2 separate regions of the Homo sapiens genome follow, and region 2 is linked to region 1. A link is a loop called in an ENCODE intact Hi-C map of the cell type or tissue named here. Cell type or tissue: heart right ventricle. All regions are shown on one strand.

Evidence for each region. Peaks named below come from ENCODE experiments on the same cell type or tissue, not always from the same donor. Only the 100,000 strongest peaks of a DNase experiment are listed, where the experiment ranks them.
Region 2: a loop joins it to region 1, with 6 times the contacts of the local background. A loop is called at or near these places in 8 of 110 quality-filtered maps.

What each region holds. Positions count from the first base shown.
Region 1 is chr10:129,028,208-129,036,207 of GRCh38, forward strand. It overlaps LOC124902559 (a long non-coding RNA gene), which reads right to left. Exons shown (of 2, transcript XR_007062390.1): 2 at 7,112-8,000. Among named protein-coding and RNA genes, the nearest start is that of LINC02667, 120 kb to the left of the region's middle. RefSeq lists an enhancer at 4,986-6,704. In heart right ventricle, a CTCF peak has its summit at 3,529 (motif pointing right); DNase peaks (open chromatin) are centred at 3,504 and 7,314; H3K4me3 peaks cover 530 bases; H3K27me3 peaks cover 3,127 bases.
Region 2 is chr10:129,885,849-129,893,848 of GRCh38, forward strand. The region is part of intron 6 of EBF3 (EBF transcription factor 3); the gene reads right to left. Among named protein-coding and RNA genes, the nearest start is that of EBF3-AS1, 33 kb to the left of the region's middle. RefSeq lists an enhancer at 6,974-8,000. In heart right ventricle, CTCF peaks have their summits at 3,462 and 3,662; DNase peaks (open chromatin) are centred at 3,493 and 6,177; H3K4me3 peaks cover 1,037 bases; H3K27ac peaks cover 3,860 bases.

The sequences.
Region 1 (8,000 bases):
CTGGAGAGTTATTTCAGGAGCACTGCAGACAGCCAGTGTCTCAAAGCGGCCAGCCGATTCTAACCTAGCACCTCTCATCACTTAGCTTCCTAGATGCTCCTGTTCAGAATGGTCAGTTTTAACTTTGTTTCTCAATAGGTCAGTAGGCAAAAAGATATATAAAAATATCTCTATCAATTGATCCATTAATTGATAAAGAAAGGAAGGAGAGACGGATGGATAAATAGATACACGGACATTTGCTTTTAGTTTTTAAGTCCTGTTGTAATGGTCACTTAAGAATAGTTGCCTCTATATGAAAGGGCAGCTGTCTTAGGATGGTCTTTTTTAGGAGAGCTACTGAATCAGCAATTTGCGCAGGTGTTGCGGTGGCAACAGAAAGCTCTGATGGTAGCAAACTTCAACATTCGGACCTAAGTAAGATCTAGAAAGGGATTCCAGACACACCAGAGTGTCTTTACAAATACCTACGCAGCTCCACACACAAGGGGTGTGTGGGGGAGTGCATGCGTGTGTATGTGGTATTTCCAAGGGTCCTCCGGGCTCACACGCATGCAGGGAGATGGGGGTGGGGACAGAAGCATCCAGACATGAAGCAATGTATATCATTATTCAAATTATGTCAGATTCATCCTTAAATTACACTGGTGTTTCTTATCAGAAATTGTTTCATATACTATAATATGCTGCAATAAGTGGACATTAATTAATGCTAAATTACAATGGAATTACATATTATATCCACATGAATACTGAATGACTCTATTATGAATAATATTATTACAGTAAATATTCAAGGACCTGTAAGTAGTTTGTCGCTAATTACAAAGTGCTGACAACTACACATGACCTTAAGTTAATGTAAACTTTTAAATATAACAGCCACACAGCAAATCTTTGATTAATGCTGCAACAAAAATATAGCCGGAGACGTGATGAGCAGAGTCGAAACGCAGTCCACCACTCCTTCTGGAAGTCTGATTTATCTGCAAGACAGAAGCGTCTCTTGGCTTAGAATTCCATGCAAGCTCTATTCTCTCAGCACAGACGTGTGTGGCTCTCTGTTCAGCTAATGTTTTTAAAAATCCACGCACAACTTCGCCAGAGTCTCTGGTTGTGGTGGGTGGTCATTTTGTCTTAGAAGGGAAAATCCTTAACCCTTTGCCACTTTCTACTTAAAAGATGTCAAAATGCTCTGGTGGCATTCTTTTTTTTTTTTTTCTTTTTGCACAGTGAAACGGAGTGAGAACAGTATAAGGTGTTAATCTTGATAATTAGGGCACAAAAGCAATTAGAGGTCTAAAAACCTTAAGGCGCCGAAAGTGATTTTTTGTTTATTTGCTTACCTTATTAAGTTAAATATCTGTCTGAATTAATCGCTAATGAATGTAAAGAAGGCTCAATAGCAGCGGTTTAATGAACAGCCGTGTCAGTTGCATTTTACAGGGTCCCAAATCATCGAAGATTGCAAGCCAACTTGCTATTCAAAATTACTTTTCTGCCCAATTTTCTGTTTGCAAAGCAGTAAATTATTTACATTTATTGTGCTTATTTAAGCACTTAAATGACTATGAATGGAGTACAGGCACATTTTAAAAATATAGAACCATTACACAACTCTACTGCTAGAAATTCCCGTTATTTTCCCCTGAAGACTGCTTCCTCTACTTTTCTAATCTCTCTTTTACAACAATTCATGAAAAAGGGCATTATTACATTGAACATGTTTTAATAAGTTATTTATTATTTAACATACTTTAAGAGGCAGTGCCATAGAAGTTACATTACACACACTAAGAACGGTCTCTTTCAGACCTGCCCAGTTGCCTGAACCTAAGTGCTTAAGTTTCCTGAATAAAATTATTCTGTCTTTCATTAGAAACAAATAAACGGTGCTTTTCACCATTACTCACATCATAAACATTGATATTTGAAGAGATCTATTATACTAATTATTGTCTTTGGAAATTATCATTTAATATATTTACTTTCTTTAATGGTTATTCTTTTGAAATCAGTGACCACGATTTTTTTTTATATGTGCAGCTGCTCCCACGCACAGGTCCACAGCCTTAAGTTGCACTTACATGCAGGGAGACCCAGCCTGCGGGAACAGTTCCCGATGTGCTCTCTGCACATCCACAAAGCGCCCCAGCTACGTCGCTGGGCAGCCAGTTGACCACGGCCAAACCCGTAGATGGTCCAGATCATCAAACTGAGGTTAAGAACGCATAATGAAAAACACAAGAAGGGAGAATGGATAGATAGACTCATGGTAGCAGGAAAAGGAAGAAAAGAAAAAAGGAAGGAAAAGAAAGTAAGACCCTTGGCAAGAGAAACAGAATTCTAGGTGATCCTGCTAGCTAGATCGGGGTCAGATTCAAGTCGTTCTTTTCAAATCTTTCAGATGACTGCAGTGGAAACTTTCTTGTGTTTGCGAACGCAGACAGACACTCGACACCCAGTTTCTCCATGGACGGCATGCATTTACATGCATAATACGGCGGATGTGCCCGCTCTGACTGCAGCTCATTTCCTAAGTCGCAAGAAACGCTGGTATTTTTCAAAAGTGATTTCAAAGAATTTGTGTATGTGCATGTGTGTGCGCACGCGAGCGTGTATGAAAGCAGCCATATTTATTATTCAGACTTAACTATTTGCGTGTATTTTCCCAAATGATACCAGGGGCAGCGTAACATCTACTGTTAAAAAGCCCCATGCTATTCATAAGAGATTATACTGGAGTAAACATTACAGTAGCAGTAATGATCTAATTAAAAGAATCAGACATACTTAAAAGAGTCCCTTCTTTCAGGAAGGAGGGGAGAAGAAAAATCAATGAGGCAATCCATAGTCCGGAATGGGGCGAAGCATTTTACTGTGATCAAACACAGTCTATCTAGTACATATCTGAAGTCCTCTGGTCTTTGTTACTTAATGTGATGCGGAAGATCAGAGATGCGTGCAGTCTGTGTTCCAGGGTTCCAGCTGAGTCGCTGTCATATGTTAAGCTTTTTTTTGTTTTAAGTTGGCTATAATTCTACCTTACTCCAAGTGAACAGTGTTTCCATTAAACTAAGCATTTCCCCAAATCTGGCAAGAACCTTGCATGGGGATTTTCCTGAAGCAACCTAAAGGTGACCCTAGAGCACACCTACGAATCTGGGTTTGCACGGCACTGAGCTCCGTGCCGGCTCCCGTATCTCTACCCTCAAGAAACACAGGTATTGTGTGTGCGTGTGAGATGCAGGGTGACAGAAAAAAAGGGAGTGCAAGCCCTATATCACCAATTGTCTACATGAGTGCCAACACATATGTCGGCTTATGTTTGGAAGACATTATTTTTTCCCAGCTGCTTTCTTTTGTACCTACCTCCCAGCACTTGAAGTGGGGCCTGCAAACCGGGTTTGAAATGTGGTCAGACGGAAATGCAGTAGCCAGGACAGAATGGGAAACTCAGGAAGGAGGCTGAGGTGGGAGTCTCCGGTGTGGCCGGGAAGCCATCCCCCCAGGAGGCCACGGGGGGGAGCTGTGGCTCTGCTCAGGGCGGCCACAGCCAGTAGCGGGGAGGAGAGGGCGGAAAATATACTGTAGCAAAGCGATGGTGGAAGAGGAAAGGTAGGTTTTATAAGTTCCTGAATTTTATGACTATGCTGCAACGGTGGAATGTCCACTCAATCTGTTGCGAAGTTAGCACAGAAAACATGCACTGGGCATATTAAGTACAGGATGAAATGGTGCAGTGAATATTTATTAGCAAAAATATAGGTTCTCAAAAACAGAAATAAAACAGGGTAATAGATGAAGGGAAGAATAGATTTAACACTGAAATAAATATCAAAGGTGCAAAGAAAAGGCAAAATATAGTGTTCAAACAAAGCTGTGAATTGGGTCCAGATTTAATGCTCCCCTAGGGAAGAAAAGGTTGGACAGACTGCTGGAATTGAGATACTACTTTTAGTACACAGTCCCTGTAATGCTGTCAGCTTTATTTCCTTTGACAAATGTGAAATAAAATTTGTCAAAGTTAGGGCTTGGAAAGTTGGCTATTGAAAATTCAATTGGTAATAACTAGTATAGCCTAGCACTCCGGAGATTTTTAAAGGAGAGGGATGTTTAAGATGCTGGGGTGCGGGGGGAACCGTATTACATATTGTATTTCACTTTTTAAAAATTTAGCAGTTGACTTAGGCAGCTGGATTTCTAAGTTTCCTGTTAGCTGGGTTCACCGTTAAAAGGCGGTAATTTAAAACCCATTTCCATGATAACTACAATGATATAGTAAGTTTGAAAATATTCTGGTGTCTACACAGAGGAGGGCTCCTATGATCTCACTCAGCTTGGGGTCCACACGCCACGAAGACTTTGCTTGATCCAGTTCTATAGAAGTGCAGGGCGTGATTGCGAAGTCAATGCTACCCTCATTCCACGCTACAGAATTCCTGACTCTGCTTCTCCTTCCACCATGCATTGGACGCGTTTGCAGTGCAAACGGTGATTTACTGGGAATGTTTAATAACAGACTTTTCTTGTCTTCTCAATGTGCTGCTCCACAGCCCCAGCCTTTCCCTTGCTGGGTGCATGGCAGGTTTTCCAGGGAAGCTCTTGGAAGCCACTTCTCTCCCGTGCTGCCCTGCCGGTCCCACCCCCGCCCCACCCCTCACCTCTGCTGTACTTGGGAACAAAGCCACGTATAAGAAAAAAAAGAGCGACTTAGCCTGCATATGGATATCCAGGGATATGTCTGTTTTCCTGACTGCCCCAATACACTCTCAGTGTAATCAGGAAGACAAAACAGTCTCGCCACATTTTCTGCTTCTTTCTGTGGAACGGAATCTGATGTCTCCCAGCTGCATTCATGTCCCTTCAAAGTGGGCAACTTGGCATTTACTCCCGCTCTCTAAAGAGTCACCGAGGGCATTGGAAATTTCGGCTGCGAACCCGGAGAGCGGCTGGCTCTGCTGCGGCCGGGCTGCCGTCGCTCCACTCCAGCTGCCGTTTCTTTATTTAAGAAGAACTACAGAAAAGACCTTTAGGAATCACCTCTTAAGTCATTATGGCATAAGGCACCTTTCTGTCTTTATGACATGGTGGGGGGGGGGGGTACGATATTTAATTGAAGATTTTATTTTTAATTTTCGCATTCTTACCATGTGGTCATTACTTTATTTTTACATTTTCAGCCCATTTTCTTTCCAGCCCATCGCAGGAATTGGGCAGTCAGCAAGAGCCAGAGAGTGCTGGCATGTATCATTACATTCTCAAGATGGCATATTTACTGCGCTTGCCAGCAGGGTCGCGCTTCTGTCCTAGTAAATGTAGTGGAGTATGAAAAAGGCAATTACATCTCACTGGGTGACCTTTTAACAGCCATGACTACCTCCTATCTATACATAATTATTATAGGTGATGATTTCCAAGTATTACAATCTCCTAGAGCCGCCTTTAATTCACATCACATTTAGGCACGTTTGTCACCAGTGCTAGAAATTTTAACCCCCGAAAACTGAAAAAACAGAAGAGAAAAGTGATAGCAATGGATGTCAAGCTCTCAAGTCATCCTAATAAAAACACAGCAAATAAGATGTCGCCCTGTTTGTATTCATTATCAGTTCTTACATGCTCCGACTCTTGCATTAAACATTAGACAGCCTCTGATGCCTGCTTAACAGTTTAATTCCCTCCTCAGTATTCAGGCTGTCATAATAAAATCAGTGAAGCAGGCAAAGTCAAATAAGAGCAAGAGGAGGCATAGAGCATGTAGCACAAGCCATTGTCATCGCTTACTATTCACCCCGCACCACTTACAGGAGCTGAATTCAGCATATGCTGTGGGTGACACACAAACCAATCTCTCCCTCCACCGCTGTGGCCAGCCTATCTTGCCGGTGCAGGGCGAGGGTGGCGCGCGTGCAGAGGGCCGATAGCAGTCCCTTCAAAAGGAACCGGCTTCTGAGCCACTGGAGCTGGCACAATAGAAGCCACTTCTGTCAACAAAGACTGCAGACTAAAGAGCTAGATATCCCCACTATGGAAAGATTAACAGCGCTAAATCCGTTTAGGCCCTTTTTTTTACTTATTTACAGGCTGCTGATCTTGAAGGCTGAATCAGAACAAGAGATTAGCTCTATTAAGTGCTGCCCATTTTTCTGAATTATGTTTTTGAAGACTTGGACAATATGAATAAGGACTCATATTAACCACTGTACGAAAGGCGCACACTCCATTGCAATGACAAAGCCTTCGGAAAACTACTTGTCACTTGCAGTGATCCATTGCAAATACAGTTTAATATATAATTTATATCTACCAGCTGGTGAGAGCAGAAAGGGAGCGATTCCACTCTATTTCTCTTTTAAAAGAGAGAGAGAAAGAAAGAGAGAGAGAGAGAGAGAGAAAGGCTGGCAATGTAGGATGTCACTAACGATAGTAAAATAGCTCAGCAAACAGTTCAATAAATGGTTCAATACTTGTGATACTATCCAAACAAAGACTCGAAGCCATTAATTTTAAAAAGTTCTGTGAATCTTCTTTGAACAGTAAATATTTAATCACGGCAATATGTAAGCTGCCCTCTCATATTTTATCTCCTAACCAGAACCGTGTAGTGAACCTGGCCTTTAATAACTTTGACCAGAGCGATATTTTGCCATTTTTCTCCTGCCATCAAATTATGAAGTGTGTCCAATCCAGCATGTTGCTATTTGCTACCTAATGCGCTCCTATTGATGCCTAAATATAGCGCTGGACAAATGAGCTCCGTAGGTGTGAACACTAAATAATGCCCAAACCCCACTTAAAAATACATATATACATGTGTGTATTAAATATATCAAATGATACATTTAAAATTCTAACTATATTTAATAACTACACTACATGTTTTTTAAGTACTATATAATTATATTATATAGTATTAAAGAAATTAAAGCTTCCGGGCATAGACTTTCAGAGCCAAGCAGTAAGAACGTGGAAATTTGCGCCTCAAAGCTTTCTAGCCAGCGTCTTTTTTTTTCCAGGCACACTCACTAGTTAGGAATGTCATCTTCGGCCAAGTTTAATAATTGATGAGGAGCCTCGCAGGTCTCAAAAGCTTATACAACCAAACAACTAATATTTATTTATTTTATTATATATTTTCTTTTAATTCAGGAAATACCCACAGCGATTACAATTCTAATTTGCAGGGAATCCTGTTGGCAGAAAAATCAAACAATTAACAATCCACCTTCTAAACAGACTACTGGTAACGGACGACTTCAGAGGCAGCCAGTCAGACACGAGCGATTGCGCTCCCCCCGCGCCTGGGCTGCCTTGGAGTTCAGATGAAAACAAGTTCAGGAAGTTGATTTGATGGGCAGCACCGACCAAACCACGACTTATGAGGCTTGCAGATGCATGTCAGAATTAGGCTGCTATGAAATACGGCGTGATCTGTTCCACCTTCTGTAAGTTTCTCAGAAGTGAGGACTCTACTCTCAGAAACAGCGTCCTCCCTGCCACAGCCATCAATGTGCATGTGGTCGACACACGCATTCACACACACTCACGGCTCATTAAAATGCGTTGTGAACTTGGCGTAATCCCCAGGATGTTTCTTCATTAGCTATTTTGGATGGCCTCTACCGCACACACATTTCAAGAGCCACGTTCCTTTAATTCTCAAATCAATACACTCTTAGCAATTGCAAGTGGCCAGAAAGGTCACCCTCGAACCCCTTCGGTCCTAGAAGAGTGGCAGAGGAGGGATAGGAAAGGACCCGTGCAAGATCACACAGCGAGAAGATGAAAGCAGTTCATCCTCAGACCTCTCTCTGCTCCATCAAAAGATAAAGAGACATTTGCTAAATGTCATTAGTAGTTCCTATATGTAAGTGGAAGAGCAAAGACAAATAAGACACAGTTATTATTTTTCAAGAGCTCATAGTCTAAGAGTGAGACTCAACCTTAAAAATAGGCTACAACCCAAGACATCAAATTTCAAGTGGGCCAGAAAAGGC
Region 2 (8,000 bases), 860 kb after region 1:
TATGCAGAGATTAAGTGCCTATGCTTATCCCAACTTAGGGTTTCAAGCCTCTCCCACCATACGCGTGTGTGTTTTTAGGGATCTGAAGATCACGGGAATGCTTCTTTCGCCATCCTGATTCCTGATGGCTGGGGAGGTCATTCTCAAAATAAATGTGGGTGAGGGGGTGTTGTTTTTGGTTTTAATTTTTTTTTTTTTTTTTTTTTTTTTTTTGCTTCCCATCTCCAAGTGGGAAAGATCTTGTTAATCCTTTCCTCCTCGGATGTACATTTCCCCCATCCACACCAGCTTGCTTAATTAAGAACTATCATCTTTGTAGGCTGAATTATTAATAAAAAAATCACATTTTAAATCAAGCCTGTGCATGCACGGAGGACACCAGTGTTGGACCTGCCTATGCGGCTCTCTAGCCTTTTAGGTCCTGATTAAAAACTTATTAAAACATTATAAATGATTAATGGGCGCACAGCTCTGAGTGGCAATTATTAGTTTTAATGCAGGTAATGCAGCTTAATGAGGGGCACATGTGTGCAAAGCCTTAACTTCATTACTCCTGCGTGTCAACATATACAAGAGAAATGTGTGTACAGGTCATCCATTACTCGGAACAGCACCGAGCCCTCTCTCTTCACCTCCCTTTGTTGATGAGCCAGGAGCCATAAATTAATCCCGTTCTGTGGCTCGGGGAAGGACCAAGGTGTTAAAATCTCAGTAAACCCTGCTCGGCTCCCCACGCCACCAGGCAGCTGTGTTGGAATATTTCACAGATTATCTGTTCTGCGGCCCTCTGGTATGTGGGAATTTTTTTTTCCCTGGGATTTTTGCAGGTCGTCATTGTCTCTGCTCAGAAACAAGAGCTCCCGACATTCAGAGCTGACTGGGTTTCTTTCCCTTCTTGTTTTAAAAGGTCTGCAGGGGAGTTAGCTCCATCCTACCAGTGCCTAATTCACATTAGCACGGTTCTCCTAAATCTTCAGATGTGATTCCAATGTCTGTCCTTCTAACCGCTCCTCTCCTGTCGTGTGGGGTGCAGGAGACTATGTATGAGAGACACAGAGAGACGCACACTTGAGTGCCCCTGGTCAAGAAGGGGTTTTAACACTGGAATGCAGAAACAGAAGGAAATACCGATCAGCGCCTGGCTGCAACATGGAGATGTCAGGGTAAGCACAGGCCCGGGGAAGAGGCTGGGTGGGGGTTGTGGGCGGGGGGGGGGGGGAGGTGAATAGATGCATTTAGGATGCTGAGAGTCGGGGGCACTGGCCCACAAAGAAGCCCATACAAGTTGCAGCCCCACCTGGGACCCTCAGCCCTGGGCCTGCAACAGCCCACGGCTGGGGAGCATGCCACTCGGCCCAACTTTGCACGTCACCTTTCATTTTCTGTTTTTGTGACAAGCAGCTTGATCCAGCCTGATCTCCACTATCTGTTTGAAGAGTATTCAGGACTATTTGCATCATTTTATCGCTAATGTATAATATATGGCTCTAAAGTGAGCCCAAGCGCTGTCTTGTTACCGAGCATAAAAAAGTAAGGGCAATAAAGATACATTAGTTCTCTCAAGCACAGCGGCTATAATGCAAGCAAGAAAGGTTGCTGCTTACAGTTAAGAGGCAACCTTTCTGCCTGGCTAAGACAATGGAAGAGTAAAGAAAATGTCAAATCAAGAAAAGCTGGATTTAGAGATGAGGCAGCCCAGAATGACGTTGGTGCCATATTTTGTGGAACTATAATGCTGTTGGCAGCAAAGATCCGTGTTTCTGATTCATCTAGGGCCGCATGGCAAAGCTTTGTCAGTCTGTGCAAGGTATAAATAATTCAGGGTGAGAGATGGCAATTACAGGGCCCTGCACAACCAAAATGAATATTTTATGAGGACTAAAACTGCTCTGGAATGAATCATGCACATGGAGTCACACATGGCGAGTGGTGGGTTCGCACATGCCAGCCCCAAGAAGAGAGGCGCCGCGGCCCTGATCTCCTTTCAGAGCGTTGACTATAAACCTGGCGAATGGTAAGAGGCAAACAAAATCAGCTAACCCGCCCCCACGCTCCTCATAGATGCTCAGTCCCTAAAACGTCCAGTAGGGAAGCCCGGGACCATGCCATAGAAACTCCTTGCTGATCCATCCCAATCGGCCTCGTGGTTTGCTTATTTTTCTCCAATTGTTCAAACTATTGATAGGGTAAGCTGGGAACCTTCTCTTCGTGAGAAAAGGACTTGAATTTCTTGCACAGGGAGAAGAACAGTTTCGTTGTCCTCGATGGAACGTGGGCGTGCTCCAGGAAGGAGTTGCAGCGAGCATGCGTCACGCCCTCCGCGTGATTTTCCATTTTCCTGTCGGGGAGCAGCACCCGCTATGGCTCTTCCTCCGCCTTCTGGACCTGAACCTCACATGGTCCCAGTCAACAGACTGAAGGGCCCGAGGCGGTGGCTTTTGCGTCCTTAGATCCAAACTGGCGCGTCGAAGTTGCTTTCCTCGCTTTGAAAACTGGTAGACTCCTGATGGGGGCAGGATTTAAAGAGGTCGTTAAAGGCTGAAAGGAGGGTTTCATCTGTTACATTTCCTTCCAAAATGCTCCTGGTGAATTGCTAGAACAAATAACAACATTGTTCACAAGGCCGCGGAGGCCCAGTCCCACTGGTGAATGGCCATTGTGTTTGTCCAGCTACTGATACCTGCGCTTTTGTGGAGGAAAGAAGGCCGGGGCCACGACATCGGCGCAGCACAAGCATCCCTCTGTGCGGATGCCCAGAGCGGGTCCCGGCCGCGGTGGGAACCGAACACCAGATCCCTCTGAGAAGGTTTTCTTTAAATCCAGCTCCAATGCATTGTTTATGAAAACAAGGCTATTAGGTATATTAATAATTTGATAAATAGGGATTTGTCCTTAATTATTCATGAAGAACATTTGGCAACAGTAAAATTATATTCGCAGAACAGGTTTATAAACCAGCTAATTATAAATTAAGTATGCAAGAGAAAATTGCTAACCTTGAAATTAAAATATTTTATGATTCTGCAATTACAAAAAAAAAGGTAGGGAATTATCAAAACCCCAGTGTGGGCAGAGGGAGCAGCAGGCCTGGGCCTATACAGATGGTGGCGGCGCACAGGCCAGAGGCGTGACAGCAGAGGGGGTGGACCGGGAACCCCTGTCCCCTCCCCAACAGCCCCTCCAGTCGGGGTTTGTGCAACTTTCCAAGAGCTCATGGGAAGGAACCAGCAGCTGTCCACAAGGCAGCCCAGCATCTGCAGAAGGCCCTGGTCTGGTTCTTTGCAAAGGACATGGTGGTCCCCTCTGCTGGCCGCCAAAGCCCTGGCAGGTGAACAGAGCAGCATGTGCCCTGCAGAGAAGACCCCAACGCCCCTCCATGTCACTGCCCTCCCGCTGGGGCAGGGTCTACAGAGAGCATGGGGGCCAAAGGGACAAGGCCAGAGCTCGTGGCACAGGAGCGTGGTCCCGCTTGTCCCCACTAGAGGGCTTCTCGGACGGGCCTCAGCGGAAACCAGCAAACGCCAGGGTGGGCGGGCAGCCTTGGGCTGGGAGCAGCTCCTGCCTGCAACACACTTGGGACAGACCCCTCCTGCGGCTGGGCCGTCCCACTGATATGTGGGCTCTGCTGCCTGAGCACAGCTTTCTTGTCGGACGGTTCCATCATCCACCTGCTCCCCAAACTCTGCAGCCTCCCTGCACCCCCCACCCGCTAAACAGCCAGCAACACATTCCCAGTGAGTTCCACACACATTCCCTTGACTCATTTGATAAGAGAAGACAGATGCAGGGGAATCTTCCGTTCACTTTCTAATGACCAGATATCCTCACTCATAATTTGGGCAGAAGTTAAAAGAGGAAAACAACCAGGATAAATAATGAATGTCCTGTTGGGTGCAGGGAGGGGAAGTAGGCCATATTCCTCCACTTCTTTTCCCATGGCTATGTCACATCTGCAAAAAAAAAAAAAAAAAATGCAAACCGTAGAGGCTCAGGACATGCAGAGGCAGCCCCCGACCACTTTTACTACCCTGTAACTCAGTGACTCTTTCCACATTCCCTGAAATCAACGGGAAAATGAGCAAAGCCCATTGAAGTGCCTTTTTTTTTTTTTTTTTTTTTTTTTTTTTTGGTTATGAAGAGTCTTGACTTCCCTGAGAGTCAAAAGCCCCATTAATTGTTCATGTACCAGAGGTAGTGCAGGGCACACTCATGTGCCCGAGTCCTTACCCCGACGCTTGGAGACACAGCTGTGGGTCAGACAGCCAACCAATCAGGGAGGTCTCTGGGAACTCAGATAATGAAAATTTTTTCATGTATAAAATCCTTAATCAAAATGCGAGTGGTGTCATCTTGCAGTGCAGACACTGCAACTTAAAATTAATATACAACAGAACCTTCAGCAGAAGGAACATCCCCGGGCTGTGTGGTACAAGTGACCCTGAACTGTGGCCTGGACTGCCGAGACCCCAGGCGGCAGGCCGGCTCCAGGCCAGCATCGAGATCCCAGGGAAACAAGCTGTTGCTGCACCAGGATCCCCAAGGCCCGGAGGGACTCCAAAATGTGAGGGCAAATCGGCAAAGATGATGTAGCACAAAGAGCGCCATTAACACCATAAGGTGTGACGTGCACAGCGGGGCCTCCGCCAGCCTAATACTGGGCACGGCTTTAAGGCACCGTCAACCAATTAGTTTAACTCGATCAGCTAGTATCTAAAGAATATTTTTATCATTTGGAATAGACTATTTACCATTTGATAGGATACATTTCTTTCTTTACCGCTGGGATGCTCCACAGATGCTAAGCAACTTCCCCTAACAATATTTAAATTGCTTACAAAGCCTCTCTAAATATTTGCTATGTATTTAGCATGCCTAAGATTTGCCCGTTATCCCAAAGTCTTTTTGTTGTAAATTGCAATTTTACAACTTCATGCTCGTGATCTATTTTGACAAAGCTCTGCTGACACCCTCTATTGGCCTCTGAAGGCAAAAGAGCTGATACTCCACGAGTCACCAGAGAACTCTCAATTTGTTGTGAGACCGCGCTACTTTGCCATCCTCAATCTGCATGGAGAAAGATTAAACATTCAATTTGTTACTTGATAGGCCACAAGGTTCGCCACTTACCATACAAATGGAAAACATTACTGTCATTCCTCAACTTGCTTGCCTGAGTATTTTATTATTTGTAATATTTACTTCAGGGAAATTATGATTCATGTCATATTTATCTTCATGAAAAATGAGCATCTAAATGGAAATCACCTTTTGAATGTACCGGGATATAGTGTAATACTAATATGCTTCATGAACTATAAAATTTAGTCACAGTATATGGATATATTATAGCATGACTTTAATACTCTCCCATCAAGCAAATTTTCTCTGTGTTAAGCTGATACTCTGAGCCCTGATTCCAGTTTGATAATCATTACACCTACATGATGGTACAAGTCACTACTTGTAGATTTATGTGCCCTCTCAGCTCTTTTGCATTAATCTGCCTCTGAATAAGCTATTCGCACTTCCTCCCGTGCATGCAGGAAATTGGAATAAGGTGCAAATTTGTAGGCCTTAAATCTGAACAAGCACAGACAGATATTTTTCACCTGATACCATTCATTTGTTTCAAGTAAATACAAAAGACATTTTTTATTCTTTGTCTTTGTCCTAAGGCCGTTCTTCACGAAAACGACTGTTGTGTGTTTCCCTCCATATTTACATCCATTTTTGCAGAAGTCAGAGTTAAATGAACTATCTGCAATTAGCTCTGAGTCAGACTTGCAGTGATGTCTGTACCAATACAGGGTCCCCAGCAGGCCGCGCCATCCTTTGTGGATCCGTGGCCCGGTGGTCTGCCACCCAAGGAGGTGATGCCATGTATTACAAGCACAACAGAGCTCAGAGGCCCACAGCCCACTTTTGAGAATCCTTCTGGATAATTGGAGAGCATAAACTTCAGTGGCTCACGGCGTCTCTGAGGCCCTGGTAAGAGGCATTCCAATTCATTACAGAGGTAGTTCAGAAATATCTAAAAGTGACAGGAAGAGCTTGGCGTCACTCTCCCCCAATTATCCGGGAAATTCCGAGATTCCTGGCTAAACCCGTCCCAATCTCAAACCTTTTCCTCTCAGCTGACCTGCAGCCAATCAGGCTGTTAAGGGAGATTGATGGGCCCGCCTCTCTCTGGCCAACGGCCTGCCTGAGGACCCAGGGCTGGGACACTGGCAGGGGAAGCATTTCTCAGCAGCGGCAAGAAATGACAGAGTCAAGTGAACTTGACTGAGCAGGATGATCCCGGGTCTCTCCCCGGGTCCCAGGCTCCAACTGATGAGTAGCGGGGCTCTTAGTCGGGTTCCTCTTTGGAGCCCTTATGAAACTACCTGGGGCCAGGAGGCGGTGCTGGGGTGCCCCCAAGGAAACAGGAGAGGGGTAGGTCTTCACAGTGTGCACATGCCCCTGCTTTGGAACCCACTCCCGTAAAAGCAGTGAATAATTAATTTGATGAACTCAATTTCCATATAAAACTGTTGTCATTGGAACCATAGGAGCCAAGTGCAATGAGCTGTTTGGCGATTTCCACTTATTTGGGGATTTTGGTGCCACGGATGCCGGACACCTGTGAGGTGAGCAACACCATGGGTCCAGACCGGGAATGAGGCCTCCTGTGACGGCTCAGAGAGTGAGCCGTGTTGCATGAATGTTTATGTGCGTTACAAATTAATGATAATCACCACTGACCATAAATATAGCACAAGAATCACACGAGAGGGTCATAGCTACGAACCAGCTACATAAATAGAGTATGATTAGTCCATGTCTAAGAGTACATTCATCACTTAATGACTTTTCCCATTATGCCTGCACATTTTATCTAATCAGAAAGTAAGCCTGCTTGCTTTCACTGAGCAGGGTTAACCTAATAAGACTGCTGCTTAAACCACATCGAAACGAGGCATAACAAGCCAGCTTGATGAAAACGCTTTCCCAATCTGTGACAACGCACTTGAACGTCGCCATCAAATCATAACCCCCAAATATGTATTTTCCCATTTTAGGGGAGGGCGCCGGCAGCCAGCCGTTAATTAGCATACTTCCCATGCTCGTCATGAAGTCACGGGCTAATCTGGCACACACGGTTCGGAACAGGCTCCTGCCTGAATCAATCGTGAGAGCAGGGCGCTGGGCCCTCCCTCCCAGCTCTCCCTTTATATTTCAATAGTCCTATGACAATAATTGATTGTGATTCACTCCTGAAATGTACCAATCCCCGGGAAATGGCATGGGCTTTCATTCATCAATTTCAGCTTCATAAGTGGAAATTTATACAAGGTATGCAGATGTTTAGAGTTTGGGGTAATCAATAAGGAGTAAATAAAGATTGGCATTCACTATACTCCACTTGACAAGCCCCAGCCTAATGTTTGTCAAGCAAATTAAACACACTCAGACTTTTCACCTGCTCCGACAACAGCACCACATATGGCCCTGAAGTTAAAAATAAGAAAATGTGCATACATTATCATACATAATGTACAACTCCCTCCATTTAATATGCAAATTTTGTAAAATATTACTGAATACCTTCTGTTCTAAATGAATAAATTTGAATTGCAATTAGAATAATCTTGTATAATTAATGAAAACTGTCAATTTTTGTTCATAAGTAATTTGATTAACATGTTGATAGGACACTTATCAAGTTCAGTAAACTGTTAGATTAGGAAGATGAAAAAATTTGAAGAAAATTTTTACCAGCTCTGACAATTTCCCCTGGCATGGTAAACAAAGACTTGCTGGCAAACTTCCTGACGCCGGGAACGAGCCTCTCCAGCTAATCTGCAAATCACAGCGCACGCATGAAACCCGGACCACCTTCTCCATTTCTTCTGCGCTCCCCTCCTCTCCAGCTAAGCCAGAGTTTAAAGCTACAGTTAATTTCATTGATCAGTCTGACTCGGAACGTCTGCTGAGGTCAACAGCAAGGTGAGCGCCTCTGT